Linked DNA regions of Homo sapiens: region 2 is linked to region 1. Evidence: chromatin loops called from intact Hi-C (ENCODE). Cell type or tissue: Caco-2. All regions are shown on one strand.

Region 1 (5,000 bases):
AAAAGTACATATTTCCAGGCTCCTTCTCTTGGAGAGTCTGATTAAGTAGATCAGGGGATGAGGTTCAGGAATCTGTATTTGTAACTTCCCCAAGTTGTTCTTGCAATCCAAGAAGTTTGGGAAAACCTGAAAGAGGCGATGAGCTGTTCCAGGTGAGAAACTATTCATCCTAAGGCATCACATCAAGGGTAGAGAGGACCTGAGAAAAAACATTTTGACTAGAGGGCAGAGTGCGATGTCAGGTAACGGACAGGAAGCGTTTGCTAAAATTTGTTGTAAGACCTTGGAACCTTGCACAGTAGCTGAGCAGATGCTTAAGTGACTACTGGGATGTAGTAAGGAGAGGACATTGACAACTGCTCTACGGAAGGAACTGAACCTGTTAATTCCTCAGAGTTACCCCCAAATAAATAGTTTGCTTTTATTTTCTTTTAACACTAAGGAGAAATGTAGGTAACTGCATAAGAAGTATTGTTTGTTGAGAAGTCTTAGGCAGACCCCATTTTCAAAAACGCTTCCTATAATGATGCATAAAATTGTGCAGGAAATTACTTTTAGGTTTACATTTTAACAAAATGTAAATAGTCATGGCAAGGAACTTTCCTTCAACCAAAAATCTGGTTGTCTTCTCTTGTGTTAAACATTGTGCTTGAACCTTCTCAGCTGTTTATGCAACTGGATTTCAGGAGAGAATATGTGCCAAGAACATGAACAATTAGCCTTACTTACCTTGTATTTCAGAGAAAGATGCACCATATCTTTAGGTTTATAATCTCCAGCAATGGTTTGCTGAAACTGGCTCATACTGGCTCTTGAGAGCCAATTGTTAGCATCTATTTGCAACTCCGTGTTCAGTGATTTCACATTCATAGCCTGAAATCAGCCATCGTGGCAGCATTTACACTATGAAAATCAGCAATTTATCCCTGTCATTGCCGAGAGCCTGTTGTTAACATTTACCAGCACACCATGACTGACAGGTATTCACATTTTTTAAATTGTGGCAATTTATGCATGAGAATATTCACTGATTTGTCTCCTACAAATAAATACTTTTTTCTCACTGCTCTCCTTTTTATTAAAAAGGAAAGTCTTTCTCAGAATCTTCAACAGGCTTCCATTACTTTTTCTTGGTCAGACCTCTGTCCCATGACCATGCAAGAAAGGCTGAGATAGTGAGTATCTAATCTGGCAAAGCTACCAAGTCAATTGGTAGCTTTGGTACCAATTGGTACATTTGGTTCAAGTGAATCCTGATTCAACTGTGAACTTGGACACAATAATAATCTTGAACAACACTCGAACTCTGTTAGTAAGGGAGAAAGGGACATCATCCTTGGTCAGGAAATGAACGATATTTCCCACTTTAGTAATACAAGAAAGGAATGAATGTGGTCTCTAACACCCAGAAGGCTGAACTGTAACAGAACTAAAATAAGTTCTCTCTATTTTTGCTTGTTTTAACAGCTGCTGGCATTTTATGCCCAGCCTCTTACAGCAGTGGTTCTCCAAGTGTGGTCCTCACATTGGTAACATCAGCATCATCTGGAAACTTGTTAGTAATGCAGATTCTTGGCCCCACCCCAGATCTCCTGAATCAGAAGCTGTGGCGGGAGGAAGTGATGGTGGAGGGGAACATGATAACAGATGTGGTCCAGTCATCTGTGTTTTAACAGGTGCTGCAGGTGATTCTGATGGACCCTCAAATTTGAGAACCTGCCTAAAGAGTGTCTAACTCTATCAGTGTGATAATGTGTAAAGTGAATTTCAGCGAATCAAAAGCACCTTGTTGGTACTAGGCACATAGTAGGCACCATCATTTATTCATTCATTCATTCATTTATTAAGCACTTGCTAGTGTTACCCTGTGTCACACAATCCATTCCCCACTAGCAGCCAGAATGATGTTTTAAAAATGTAATCAGATTGTGCAACTTGCTTGCTTAAAACCTTTCAGTGGCTTGTACAATAAGATGAATACAAACTCTAAGTCACTCCATGTTCTGGCCTGCCTGCCTCTCCAAATTCCTATTCATTGCCTCTTGGTTCCTTGACCAGGCTAAACTTCCTTCTATGAATGACTCTACCTTGTCATTTTAGTTCCACCTTAACACCTTTTCAGAGAAGATTTCTGCATACCTTATCAAAGGTGCCTCAGCTTGCCCCTATTTATCTTTATCACATTACCCACTGATTTTCTTCATAGCATATAAAACTATTGTATCTATTCATTTGCTTATTGTCTGATTCTTCCCCTAGAAAATAAACTCCATGCAGGTGTCCACTGCCTCTCAGTGTCTATGTGGGCCTTGTAATCCTAGAAGTCTCAATAAATATTTGTTGAATGAATTTCTGGGTACCGTCCTAGATGTTTCATAACTGAAATTTGAATTGCTAGAGGAAATTAACAGCAGGAGTCAGCGCTTTGGCAAAGGCACATCATGTCTCTTTCTTTCTTTCTTTCTTTTTGGTTGTAAATTATAATTTATTTCATTTGTAGAAACTTAAATTTACTTACAGGAAGCTCTTCAAAGGATGATGAAACTCACTTGTGAGATCGGTTGGCTTCCGATTAAGAGTAGGCATTATGTTTATTTATTGACGGGATTACTAGGAACTTCAAAAATAATACAAAAATGTTTTTTATCTTGTACCACATCAGATAAGCAAGTAACTGACTCAGAAAATTTATGATAGCCTTACCGTTGTTTTCCCACGGACTGTTCTGGAAATAGAAAGATGAAATCAGACTCCAGTGCCATCTAGTGGTCATGTTTAGTTCCTCAAGAAATAAAATCCAATGTAGTCTAGCACTGATTTTTCACTTTTTGGGAGATATTGGGCTTGTGTATGTGTCTTTCCAATTTCAGATATTACTTTAGAAATTTTAATAAATATTAGATTAATGCAACTGATGCAAGTTGGTCAAATTCTTGAAAATTTATGAGAAATGCTAATCCTTCATGGTGTTATGTTGTAGTAGAAATGGGTTTTATAAATAATAATTGTGATGATAACCCTTCATCAAGTTGTATAATCCTAAGGAACTGAACTATTTGACACCTCCCTTTGGTGATGGACATCAGTGGACACTCAGAGGCAAAGGAAGAATTCAGAATTTCTGATCTCCAATCCCATTTTCACTCTACTTTGTTGCATATGGTGATCTAAAGTTTGATTCCAGATGTCCCATCCTACTCATGTTTTCCATTCTTTCTACTGGCTTATAGTAAGATCTTTTACAAACAATAACCAGATCCTCAGTTTAAGAAGTAAAGTGTCCATTTTAAACAAAAATTAGAACCTCAAAAGTTCTTCATAAAATTATTTTCATCTCCTATGGTCATAACATAATTTATAGGGTCCACAGAAACTAACAGAAATAAATACTCTGGTTGCATCTAAAATGGATCATGCCCTGTGCTTATCTCTTTATGCACACTCAACAACGCTGCACAATCTAATGATTATTCCCTACATTAAAAAGATGAAGAGTAATACTCATAGAATCGGCATTTGTTGAGCCACTAATATATGCCAGGTATCATGCCAGGTATTTTTAATACATTATTTTATTTAATTCTACAAACTTTTCAGAAGTAGTTTTCATCTGTGCAGATGAAGAAACTGAAGCTCAAAGGAGTTGTTAGCCCAAAAACCCATATCTGGAGACTGCAATTGGAGCCCTTCTGGCTGGCTCCATATCTCTGCTCTTTCTAATCATTTTCCAGAAGTTTAAAAGGAATTTTGATTTTTAATTTTTAAAAAAAATTTTTCCCACCACATCATGCCCCATCAGAAGATCAGCAGTTTGAGGGCAGGAACCACATCTAATGCCTGGCATGTAATATCTCAATAAGTATTTGTTGAATGAATTGAAGGAGGCAGGCTTGAAAAGGTTCTAGTTCTCCAGCCAGTCATTTGGTTACCATTCATATTCGTTATTTATTGCTGCATGAGACTTAGTGGCTGAAAACAATAAATAATAAACATTTGCTATCTCAGACTTTCTGTGGTTCAGGAATCCAGAAGCAGGTTACCTGGATCTCTCATGAGGCTGAAGTCAATATTTTGGCCAAGGCTACAGTCATCAAGGCTCAGCTGGGGCGGGATCAACTTGCAAGATCACTCATATGGCTGTTGGCAGTCCCCAGAAGATCTGCATCCAAGCTCATTTGCGTGGCTATTGGCAGGCTTCCTCTCCCTACCACGTGGGCTTCTCCACAGGGCTGCTTCACACACATGGCAGCTGGCTTTCCCCAGGATGAAGTGATCCACAGGGAGTGAGAGAGAAGGCTCAAGATGAAAGCCACAGTCTTTTTATAACCTTATCTTAGCAAGTGGTATCTCATCGCCTCTACTGTATTCTCTTCATTAGAAGTTACCCGTGAAATCTCCCCCTACTCGTGGGGAGGAGATTATATAAGGGCATGAATACTAAGACATGAGAGTCCTTGGGCCATCTCAGAGACTGCCAACCACCACATTCGTGGCATATCCATTGAGGATTGACCCTTGAGATCACTCTGTAATATTACAGATCATTTCCTTCCCATGCTACATGAAAATGTCTTGTAATCTAGCTGAGGCAGGTTCTAACAGTTCTGATATTAGACAAATCCAAATCTTAACTCCTTCATTTTATAATTGTGACCCTGTTGCTTCATTTCTAATATATGAAGTAGGCATTATAACAGTATATGCTTCATGAGCATTTCATGAAGATTAAATGAGAGTATCAGGAAATTGCTTATTATAGTGCCTGACATCAGGAAACTAAGCAATCACTTCCAGCTAAAACAGTCTAAATATACTAGTAACTTTATTTTGAACATTCCAAAATGCTTTCCTATGTGTCACTTCTTGTTTTGTTTTATTCTCTTTGTAATTGTAGTAAGGTGGTAGAATTTGATACAGTTATACATATTTTAAATATTACTATTTGAGGCACTTAAAATTAAATAACTTACCAGTAGATATTGAAGTCAGGGGCCAGGAAC
Region 2 (5,000 bases), 270 kb before region 1:
CATTTTTGACCTTGCATCTGTAAACTTGTAATTCTCTCTGGAATGTTCAGAGCCCAAAATTTCAAATGACTGGTTCCTTCTCAATGTTCCTTTCCTCCCTACCCATCTAATGTGGCCACATACCCCTCCAGTCCTTCCACATCACTTTAACCTATTTTTAAAAGCCAATTTTGAAAATGGGATTATTTATTTATTTACATATTATGACATAATCTCCATTAAAATGCAATTGCCATGAAACTAGAGACCCTGTCTATATGTTCACATCTCTATAATCATTATTTAGCACAGAACCTAGAACATAGTAGGTGCTTGGTAAATATATATTTTTAATGAAAATATGGTGGCAGAAATGATATAAGTAGTAGTTAAAAGTATAGAATTGAGATCTGTGATCAAATCCTGGTCTCTTGCCATTTAATTTTCTCAAGTTTCTTCGCTGCCCCAATCATGATAATATGGTAAATACTCATCAATCAGGCTATGGTGGATATTATTTTGAGGTGATAATATATTAAGTGTTCAGCACATGCCTAGCATATAGCAATTGCTCACTAAATAGTAGCTATAATAGTTTTTCTGCAGAACAGTAGCAGAGCAGGATGGGCTGCAGGCCATTTACACTGAGAATCCTGAGGCATGCCAGGGCGTAAAAACCAGAGAACAAATTCTTTTTGTTTAAGTTCAAAAGTGCAAACATCCAAAGTTCAGAATTTGGGTAGAGTAGGTGAGAGCAAGAAGCAAGGATGAAGGAAAGGGAGAACACTGAAGACAGTGTTTGCTAGTGGGATTTAGTCCATTTTTATTGGCAGGATTGCACGTGAGTAGCTCTATTTGGCTTAAAACTCCAGAAGCAAGGCTAGAAACTGATTCTCTACAGGTGAAACTTACATTACTTTGTTTGTTGATTTTTGAAACTATTTTGGATATTTTATCTATCTTGTTCTAAATAACTAAGAAGAGCCTAATTTGATTATTCTGTGAGGTAAACTATCCTCTTTTATATGTATATGACTCTTCTCAATTTCATACTGAAATTTAGTGACTACACAAACCTTATTTGATCACTTGATGGTAGTTTGTTCTAAGTTATATAGGCACAGTGCTTAGGGCTATAGCAAAATAATGGACAAAAAAATCTCTTTTGAAAACAGTTTAATCTTTGATGTTTTAAAAAATAAGAAAGAGAAATAAGGAACAACAGTGTAGTTATAAGAAAAAACATCTAAACTTGGTTAGAATTCCTTACTCATATTTATGACTTTGCTTTGCCATATTGAATTACATATAGATAGAGGGATCAGGGCCAAACAAAATATCTCCAGGGCTTGGTTCTCCAAAGGCTTTAATCCAATCCTCTCTAGACACATTTTTATAAAACAGGATTGAAGATTTTAGATCTCAAATCTCAGGTCCCAGTTGCAAATTTTCAGTCTCCAACCCTAACTAACTCTTCCTTAAGACGAAAACAAACAAACAAAACCAAATACCTACACATCCAAGACTTTTCTGGAAAGGGGGCATATGCTGTGGGGAGGGATGTTTAAATTTTCTGTTTTTAATTTTTTAAACAACTCTCCAAAGTAGAGAAAATTTGAAGAATTAAAAAATTAAAAAGATTATATTCTAATTTCTGATGTCATTTTACTGTAGTTCCATTCAATATTCTTTTTATATGCATTTCTTTAATAGCCTAGTAATAAGCAGAGTATTTGAGGAATTACCAGTTGTTTGGGCCCTGTATGTTTTTGAAGTTAGTTGTAGTCAGGATAGATTAGGTTATTATGAGGTAACAAACAACTCCAATCTCTCAATGCCTTTACACAATAAAAGTTAATTTCTTCCTCATGCAGACCCAGGGGATTTGAATGATTCTTCAGTTGTCTTCCACAAGGTGGCTTGGCAATTTAAGGTCTTTTGATTTTGTTTCTCTGTAAACTCAAAATCTCAATTCAAGGCTTCCTTGATTGTTACAGTAAGAAAGGGGGCTATATGGGCCTTTTCAGTTTTTCAGCCCTGCTCACATTTCACCGGACAGAACTCAGCCCCGTGGTCCTGCCTAACTGCAAGTGCATTGGGAAGTGAGGTTTTCCATGTGCTGTGGAAGGAGCTAGGAACCTGAAATATATAGGCTAGCTATGTCTATCATTCCTCAAATTAATTTTTTTTAAAGCAAAGGATTTAGCTCAGAGCTCAAAATTATTCAAAAAGAGGGTTTGACACGCATACAAGTTTATAACCAGTAGAATTGGATTATTGGCCACTTGAGGATAATTGACAGTCTAAGGATTGTGCAAGGATTGCTTTAAAGAAAATACATTCTTATGGCAGATTTGACATAGCCAACTACATTTTCATAATGTTATTATACTTACGTTCTTCAGCTTCCTTCAGAAAATTGGTTCTTTGCTATTTTGTCTAACCTCTTCACTTGGGCAATGGCCTTTACAAGAATAGATTTAAGTTATTCTGGTCTGTGATGTAGACTTGCAATGCTATGCTGAACTCAGACTATGTCATGAAGAAGCCCAGCCAAACTATTAGTTTGCCTTATGAAATTACTGTTATTTAATTATTTTTTATTACCAAAAGCAATTTTCTATGATTCATCTTTATAGTTAATATTAGGTAGAAAAATAACCAGAACATTGCCATTTCCCTTATTTTACCTTTTTGCATTGGTGTAACTCCAATCTGGGTCTTATAATGGGATCTTTGAGCTCAAGTAAGGAATTTTATACACAGAATTTTGTATTGTAAGCATCACTGTCTTACATAACCTTTTCAACCATGACCAAAGGGTTCACAACATGACCAATGGTTAATTTTAGTGAATTATTTAACAAGTTAATTATCCCCAGTTTCTTCAGAACATGTGGTTCTTCCTTAGGTCAACTACTCATTTCACATCTCTTAACTACATGGCTTATAGTAATAAAAGATGTGTGAAGTTTATTTTTTCCCAGGTTTATTGAGATATAATTGACAAATAAGAATTTTATATATTTAAGAAAAAATGTGATAATTTGATATATGTCAATAAATAATTGTCACAATGAATCTAATTAACACATCTATCGCCTCACAGTTACCTTTATTTTTGAGAACACTTAAGATCTACTATCTTAGCAAATTTCAAGTATACAATATGGTATGATTAATTACAGTCATCATGCTGTATATTAGATTCCTAAAGCTTATAACTGAAAACGTGAACCCTTTGACCAACATCTCCCTGTTTCTCTCTCTTCCTGGACTTGGGCAACCATCATTCTACTCTCTGCTTCCATGAATTTGACTTCTTTACATTCCACACATAAATGAGATCATACATTATTTGTCTTTTTGTGTCTGGCTTATTTCACTTAGTATAATGTCCTCTGGGTTCATCTATGTTGTCAAAAATGGCAAGCTTTCCTTCTTTTTTTAATGGTTGAGTGATATTGTGTTTTATATATATTTCACATTCTCTTTCTTCGTTTGTCCCTCAATGGATACTTACGATGTTTCCCTATCTTGGCTGTTGTGAATAATGCTGCAATGATCATGGGAATGCAGATATCTCTTTGAGATTCTGATTTTATTTCCTTTGAACATATGCCCAAAAGTAGGATTGCTGGATCAAACGGTAGTTGTGTTTTTAATTTTTTGAGGAACCTCGATACTGTTTTCCTTAATGGCTATACTAATTTACATATAAATGGCCAGCAGACACATGAAAAGTCCCTCAAAATCACTAATCATGAAGGAATTGCACTTCATTCTTCAGCCCAACCCAAACTTAGTTGCTTTACAATAATATACCAAGGAAGTATAGATAGTGATGTAAATTCTTGTTGTTGTTGCAGTTTTAAAAATTGTTGTCACTTTGGGAGGCCAAGGCGGGTGGATCAGGAGGTCAGGAGTTTGAGACCAGCCTGGCCAACATGGTGAAACCCCATCTCTACTAAAAAAATACAAAAATTAGCCAAGTGTGGTGGTGGGCGCCTGTAATCCCTGCTACTTGGGAGGCTGAGGCAGGAGAATCACTTCAATCCTGGAGTTGGAGGTTGCAGTGAGCCGAGATCGTGCCATTGCACTCCAGCCTGGGTGACAAGAGCAAGACTCCATCTCAAAAAAAAAAAAAATTATTGTTATGGCATCCCTGAAAAATGACATATTACCTCTTCCTCTCCAGATTACTTCATTTCTAATAATTATGAAGATGACTACCATTTATTGAATAAGTTCTTTGTTCCTATCATTGTGTTAAGTGCTTCAATTACATCATCTAATTCTCCCAAAAACTCTATTAGGGCAATAGCACAATTATGTCTATTTATGGATGAGAAAAACACATCTAAGTCTATGTATCTGGTAGGGGGAAAAACTAGCATTGGATCCAGCTGTGTCTCCTATAGTCCACTAGTTCATAACCACTTAGCACGTTATCCCTGTTCTCCTTCACCTTCCATTTCTTTAAAAAAGCAATACAATTCTTAAAAATGTACTCCTGTAAAATCACCCTTGTACATAAGTATCATTTCTATTTCAATTGAAAGGCAGTCTTAATGGACGGTTTGGCAAACCAGAAATGTTTGTAGTGCCATATGTCTCAGAAGGCTGGAGTGTACAGAATTCTAAGTGAAAAACTGAGTTGTCGATATGTCTACTGGATTTTTACATAATAACAATAGGCTAATAAATATTTAACCTTTCTTAAATCTAGCTGCTGTGGAAGCGATGTCTGTTTTATTATTTTCATAACAAAAACAAACAAAATAAACAAAATAGTCTAAAAGATGAGATCTTTGAAGGCATATCCCATAGAGTATGCCTCATAGGGTCTTGAATATGATAAACCTTCAGTAAGTTTCTGATGCGTGACTAGAACAGTGGTTTTGAAATAGACCATAATGCATTGTTTTGCTCTAAAGTCTATTTGGGTGAAATCCTTATATTCTCAAGTAACTTAATTTGCTCCCCAGTGTAAATATTTAAACTTTTTACTTTTCATAAAA

Evidence for each region. Hi-C counts contacts between places; a loop is a spot of excess contacts. Peaks named below come from ENCODE experiments on the same cell type or tissue, not always from the same donor. Only the 100,000 strongest peaks of a DNase experiment are listed, where the experiment ranks them.
Region 2: a loop joins it to region 1, with 3 times the contacts of the local background. A loop is called at or near these places in 5 of 110 quality-filtered maps.

The regions. Positions count from the first base shown.
Region 1 is chr10:61,281,716-61,286,715 of GRCh38, forward strand. No RefSeq gene overlaps it. Among named protein-coding and RNA genes, the nearest start is that of TMEM26-AS1, 170 kb to the right of the region's middle. In Caco-2, a CTCF peak has its summit at 2,773 (motif pointing left); no DNase peak of the experiment used is centred here.
Region 2 is chr10:61,015,522-61,020,521 of GRCh38, forward strand. LINC00845 (long intergenic non-protein coding RNA 845) reads left to right here and starts at 754. Exons shown (of 2, transcript NR_108052.1): 1 at 754-820. In Caco-2, no CTCF peak of the experiment used is centred here; no DNase peak of the experiment used is centred here.